2 separate regions of the Homo sapiens genome follow, and region 1 is linked to region 2. Evidence: chromatin contacts called from ENCODE Hi-C data. All regions are on one chromosome and are shown on one strand. The core of a region is the stretch at or near the end of the contact, and the rest is flanking DNA. Distances in the headings are between cores, read along the strand shown. Region 1 holds the start of CCDC3 (coiled-coil domain containing 3). Region 2 overlaps CAMK1D (calcium/calmodulin dependent protein kinase ID).

The links. Hi-C counts contacts between places; a loop is a spot of excess contacts on that map. Pooled maps may share reads with other maps.
Region 1: a map of ascending aorta shows a loop between it and region 2 (2.6-fold over the local background). The contact joins the promoter of CCDC3 here to the enhancer-like site in region 2. A Hi-C loop is called at or near these places in 1 of 168 maps with a recorded cell type or tissue (ascending aorta) and 7 of 50 pooled maps.

The regions. Positions count from the first base shown.
Region 1 is chr10:13,000,352-13,003,673 of GRCh38, forward strand. CCDC3 (coiled-coil domain containing 3) reads right to left here and starts at 1,362. Exons shown (of 3, transcript NM_031455.4): 1 at 846-1,362. The coding sequence starts at 1,219. RefSeq lists enhancers at 491-991, 992-1,492.
Region 2 is chr10:12,719,240-12,722,527 of GRCh38, forward strand. All of the region lies in intron 3 of CAMK1D (calcium/calmodulin dependent protein kinase ID), which reads left to right. Among named protein-coding and RNA genes, the nearest start is that of MIR548Q, 4.5 kb to the right of the region's middle. Within about 2 kb of position 1,257, at least 19 of the 41 ENCODE cell types and tissues checked have a DNase peak (open chromatin) inside an H3K27ac peak, as active enhancers do; they include ascending aorta, where a contact is called at or near this core.

The DNA of each region.
Region 1 (3,322 bases), core at 112-2,611, 280 kb after region 2:
AATGAGAATTGACTGAATTCTTAGGCAGATGCATTCCATCTTGACCACAGGCCAAGTTCTGAAGTTCATGGAACTTCAGAAGATTCCAGTGGTCTATAATCAAAGAGGACCTCCTGGCCTGGTTCACCTCTCCACTCCTCAAAGCATTGCTACCCAGGATTTTACCAGCAGCAGAACCCCAAGCCCTAGTAAACCTTTGCTATTTCAAAGAACCTGGCAGCTGATATGAGACAGTGAAGCAATCCCGGGCTACATTCCACACCATTCACATCTTGGCATTTGAGCAAATGAGGAAGAGGAGAGAGTGGACAGCTGGTCAACTTCTAACCTGCACCAGGTGCTTTGCATGAGTTACGTTCCTCACTCAACCAGCCCTGTCTCTCACTTTACACAGGTGAGGCTATGGAAGTTCTTGAGAAGGTGTCAAGAAATGCGCTCAGAATCACGGTTAGGAAGGGCAGAGCCAAAATGCCAGCCACAGACTGATTTCAAAGATTGTTTTTCTCACCGTCCCAATCTACTCCCACTGAGGCCAGTTTAAAAACCCAAGTCAAAGGGACTGTTGGAGGGCGCTTTGAGCTTCTGTCTGCAATGCTCTTCTGTGTACAAGGCACAGAAACCTTCCCTGTCTTTTAAACCGCCTTAACCAGGGGTAGTCAGGATGTCTGTAGAGACGTCAGACGGAGCAAGAAAGATCCAAGAAGGCAAGGGGTAGGCGCCCCAGGGGCATTCTCACTTGACACCGACAGGCTGCCCGGGGAGTTACCGGCCTGGCTCTAGGTAACGGCGACCTCGGGAGGTGGCGCAGAGAGAGAGAGAGGTGGCGGCGGCGCCGCCGGGCTCACCTGAGGAAGAAGAAATAGGAGTAGTCCTGGACCACGGTGTGGGAGTGGCACGAGAAGTAGCCCAGGCCGGTGAGGTTGAGCCTGGAGCCGGCGGGCACCTCCAGCATGCTGCCCCACGCCTGGTCGCACAGCATCTCGACCTCGGCCGAGTAGAAGAGGCCCCCCTGGCCGGCGTGGTACTGCCAGGGCAGGTGGTTGTAGAGGCCGGGCGCCTCGGGGTGCAGCGCCAGCACCCTGGCGTACACGATGGTCTCGGCCAGCTCGGCGCGGCAGCCCTCGCTCAGGGGCCTCCACTCGGAGGGCAGCTGGCAGGCGCGCGCGGGCGCTGGGGGACCCGCCAGGCAGAGCGCGGCGAGCAGCAGCTGGCGCAGCATGCCGGGCCCTCCCGGGGCGCACGGGGCGGCGGCGGGGAGCCCGGGGAGCCCGCCGGCCCGGGAAGGGCAGCCCTGGGCGCTCGGCTGCTCGGGCCGCTCCCGGGAGCTGAGCGCACCGCTGTCTCCGCCACGGGGCTCGGCATGCCCGGCCCTGGCGCGCCACGCTTTAAAAGGGTCCCGGGGACTGGACGCGCCGGGCGCCCGCCTCCCGCCCTGCCCCCTGCGGCTGGGGCGTGGGCGGGGGAGGGGCGGGGAGTCGGGCGGGTCCCGGCGCCGGCTGGGGCGGGGACCAGGGACTCGGAGAACGCGGGGACGCCGGGACCCAGCCCTGAATTGGGGACAGTGGCCCAGCAATCTCCTGGCGCCCCACGATGGACGTGGTCCGAGCTTGCCAGGCGTAAAGCCTGTTTGCAAACGCAAGGCATTCATTAAAGAATGACTCTTAATTTGCACGATTACTGCCTAAGTTTTTACATTTTCTCTACATTTCAGAGTAAAAATACATAGAAACCAAATCTGACTTTATATTCCCAGAGATTAGGAAATTCAGTGTGGGCTGAGATCTCGTGCTCTCTCAGATTTGCTAGTTATTTAATGAAGATCTTAGAAAAGCTTTGATAAAAGATTCCAAAAAGCAATCATTTGGCCCTGATTTTCTTGGTTTCCATAATCCCTGATTCCATTTTCTAAACACTGTACACCTGAGAAATACATTCAGAAGTAAATCCCAAACAGCTTTTCACATCAGTGAGTGAATTTGAGGATACTGACTCCACAGTTCCATCTTTATCTCTAAAGGCAACAGGTTTTTTGTTTTGTTTTTTGTTTTTTTCTTGAGACAAGGTCTATATCTGTCACCCAGGCTGGAGTACAGTGGCTCCATCAGGGCTCACTGCAGCCTCGACCTCCCCTGGGCTCAGGTGATCCTCCCAGGTCAGTCTCCCAAGTAGCTGGGAATACAAGCACACTGCCACCCCGGATAATTTTTTGTTTTTAGTAGAGACAGGCTATGTTGCTCAGGCTGGTCTCAAACTCCTGGGCTCAATCGATCCTCCCACCTCAGCCTCCCAAAGTGCTGAACTTTCAGGCGTGAGCCCCCACATCCACCCTGAATATTTAAATTATGCAATTTCATAATGCTATTAGTCTCCCAGGGCTGCCATAATAAAATACTCTAGTCTGGTGGCTTAAATAACAGACCTTACTTTCTCAGAGTTTTGGAGGCAGGAAGTCCAAGATTAAAGTGCTAGGGTTGGTTACTGGTGAGGCCTCTCTTCCTGGCTTACAGACGGCCACCTTCTCACTGTGTCCTCACGTGGCCTTCTCTCTGTGTGTGATGGAGAAAGAGTGAGCCCTGGTCTCTTCCTCTTCTAACAAGGTCACTAGTCCTATGGGGTTATCACCCCACCCTTATGTCCTCATTTAATTACCTGCCTGAAGACCCTATTTCCAAATACAGTCACATTAGGGAGTTAGCACTTCAACATATGAATTTGGAGGTGGGAGGGGAGACATAATTCAGTCTATATGAGCTATTTAGCAGGTGTTCTGCAGGTTTGCTAGAGAAAGAGAGCAGGGATCCCAAATGGTTTATATTCCTGGCAGGCAGACTCACAGCACACACTGCCAAGTTATAATAAGAATTGCTAAACCTTAGTCATTGTTGACCATGGGCCAATCACTGTTGTAAGGACTGTACATATGTCATCTTAATAAATTCTCCAAACAATATTCTGAAGTAGATATAACTATTATCCTCATTTTACAGATAACAGGCACAGAGAAGTTAATTGACACCAAAGATCACAAAGCTACAAGTTGACCAAGCTAGGATTCAGCTCCCAGCAATCAGACTCCAGATCCATGTACTTAACTACAACACTAGAATAGGGCCAAATATAGGAAATGCTCTAAAGACACAGGTCGGCCCTTTAACCAGGATATACACAGAGCAAATTAAGAGAAAACCTTAGCAGAGTCACCAATGATGGCTCAAGGAGTGTGCAACTGACCTAACATTAATTTTGTATGACCCAGAATCCCTGCTCTATTTTAGTCCTATACTGTAACTCATCAGATAAGATAGTAAGAAAGTTTTTCTTA
Region 2 (3,288 bases), core at 7-2,506:
CTACTAAAAAGACAAAAAGTAACCAGGCGTGATGGTGCATGCCTGTAATCCCAGCTACTTGGGAGGCTGAGGCAGGAGGATCACTTGAACCTAAGAGGTGGAGGTTGCAGTGAGCCGAGATCACACCAACTGCACTCCAGCCTGGGCAACAGAGTGAGACTGTGCCTCAGGAAAAAAAAAAAGAAAAGAAAAAAGAAAACTGTAAAAAGAATTTCCCTCATTTCATGAATGCACCACCCTAGGTCTCTTGTATCAAGAGAAATCTGGGAGGAAACACTTTCCTGGCGCCTGTGGGCAGGGGTGAGGCAGGAAGGAGTGAGTAGGCTGGATTGAGCAATCTTCAACAGAATCCTGTTTCACTTTTTAGGGTTAGAGCCACTTTGCACTAACCTTTCCACTGACAGAACCACTCACTAGGAAACTGAAGGAACTCAGGAAGAACCCAGTGCCAGCACTGAACCACTGCGTCCCTGCCACTCTTACTCCTCCTCCTTCAGGGAGCACTTTTTACCTGGCAAGGCTGTTTCACAGTTATCCCAGGATGAAACCTATGGATAACACTCTTTTAGCAGGTGTAGAGACTAGAAAATAATTGCTCATCGCATCCCAGCCTTTAGATTCCAGTCCTCTGGGAAGTGTGGTTGAGAAGGGGACAGTTGCGAGCAATCCAGCTCGAGTTTTAGCACACAGAAGAATTACCTGAGGGTATCACTAAAGCAAAGGTTGCTGGGCCCTGCCTTCTGAGATGCTGATTCAGTGGGTCTGGGTAGGAAAGGAGGCATGAATTTGCATCTAGAACAAGCTCCCATGTGATACCAAGGACTGGTCCAAGGACAACCCTTTGAGTAGCAAGACCTTTAAGAACATGCTTCTAATACCCAGCTGTTGTCACCTGGAAGGAGGGATGCCTTTGGAGGTGAACAACAGAGCCACTCAAACGCTTTTCCATCTGAACCACAGAGGACTGGATGTCACTCAGGACTCATGACTTGAATTAGGGTATAAAAGAACCCAGCCTGGTCCGTCTGCAGAATTCCTAGCGAAGAGTCACTCTTGGGGTATCAGTGAGAGAAGAGGCTGGGCATCAGAGCATCATGGAGACAATGTGCCTCTTGGTCTTAGGCCTTCATTTACAGATGATTTTAGACAGTCCCATTAAAGACACAGTTCCCTTGAACTTCACAGACATGCTGAGTGATGACAAACCTTGGCAGGTCTGTGACCAGTTTCTTCCAACAAGTTACTTCTAGGCATTCCTACTAATCTTTCAACCCACTCATTGCTTAAGGGTAATAAGATCTAGAGATGACGTGGTAGATAAGACTGTTGACACATTCTCTAATCTTAGCTAAGCAAACAGAGACTCATTGTCCCAAGCCAGTGGCTGGCACAGTGCCCTGAATGTCTTAACAGAGTTTGACAGGGAAATAGGAGCCCTTCAACCCTTTTTTGAGATTGAAACTACAAGAGTGAGAAGATTATTTTTCCCTCTCGAATGGCCCCGAAGAATCAATAAGGATTCAAGGGTTTTCCTCTCCACGGTAAGGAGATTGTTCTTGGCAAGTTATGCTGAGAAGCCTGTTGTGTGCCTTGTCCTCCCTCAGTCATTTCAGCCTTAGAATTGAATTAACTGCAGGCCCAAGGACATAAATGAACCACGTGAGTCATTTTTCAAAAGTGAACGACAGGGCACCTGTCTTCTGGAATTGGTGAATCCATTCAGCGGAGACTCTTGACAAGGCTTTGTGTGAGATGATATAAATAGGCCCTGACCTGCAGGGCTTTTGTTGTCTTTGGGTGAGATAGAGACATTTGTACACAAATAATCACAAACTGGCTAAACTGTGCCACGTGATTAGCAAACATGCGCATGCCCAATCAGCGAGATCTTCACGGTCAAGGGGCTAATGTCTAGAGAAGCTTGGACGTACAGAATAGCGTGGCCGTTAGTCTTATATCCTGTCGTGGTTCCCCACACATTTCAATTACTCGATAAGTAATTCGAGACCAGTCACAGGCTTTTTTCTCACTTAATGGACAGCCTTGATGAGGGCTAGCAATTTCTTCACTTCTTGTTCCAAATATAACCAACTTATAAAAACACCTTCTGGAACTCCATACAGGGAAGAATAGGATTTAATCACAGGAAATGTATCGGCGGGCTGTGCATTACTCAATTTAGCACTGTTGGGAGCAGATCAAAATCTGGGATCCATGGTATTAGATGGCTCCAAGCTTCAAAATTTTGTGTTCTTTCACTGGCTACCATCCACCATCCATCCATCCATCCATCCATCCATCCATCTATCCATCCATCCAAAAAATATTTACTGAGCAGCTACTAGGTGCCAGGGCCTTTGTAGGCATCAGGAATATAGTAGTGAACAAAATAGACAAGGACCCTGTGCTCACAGAGCTTATTACCTAGCAGAGGGTAACCCGTAGTAACAGGTACACACATGCATGAACTAGGTGCCTCCAGATAGTAGTCATTAGGCCACATGGCTCGATGGGAAATGACTAGGGGGAGATTAGGGTTGTGTGGACCAGTGCCTCCTTTGATAGACAAGCACTGGTTACGGACATGGCCCTAGACTCCAGGTGTCAGAATTACCACTGTAGACCTAATGTCTATAACAGAGGTTTTAGACAGTAGGAGTTTTTAACAGTAGGAGTTACTGAAACCCCTCGCTGCCTTCTAAGTGCAGCAGGCTCTATAACAAGAGGGGGCTCTGTTTCCCTAAGTGAGGTAGCTTTCTGAGGTCCCTTTTATAAGGGCGTTAATCCCATTCACAATGGCTCCACCCTCATGACCTAATCACCTCCACAGGCCCCCCATTCCTAACACCATCACCTTGGGTGTTAGGATTTCAGTATATGCATTTTGGGAGACAGTCCATGGTAGACTTTAAGATAACTCCAGGCTGGGCGCGGTGGCTCACGCCTGTAATCCCAGCACTTTGGGAGGCTGAGGCGGGCGGATCACGAAGTCTGGAGATCGAGACCATCCCGGGGATAACACAGTGAAACCCCATCTCTACTAAAAATACAAAACAATTAGCCGGGCTTGGTGGTGGGTGCCTGTAGTCCCAGCTACTAGGGAGGCTGAGGCAGGAGAATGGTGTGAACCCAGGAGGCAGAGCTTGCAATGAGCCAAGATTGTGCCACTGCACCTCCAGCCTGGGCAACAAAGTGAGACTCCGCCTCAAAAAAAAAAAAAAAAAAAAAAAAAAAAAGATAACTCCAAAGAATTTGAAAAGTAGTGTAAGTTACAAAGTTATCCCCTAG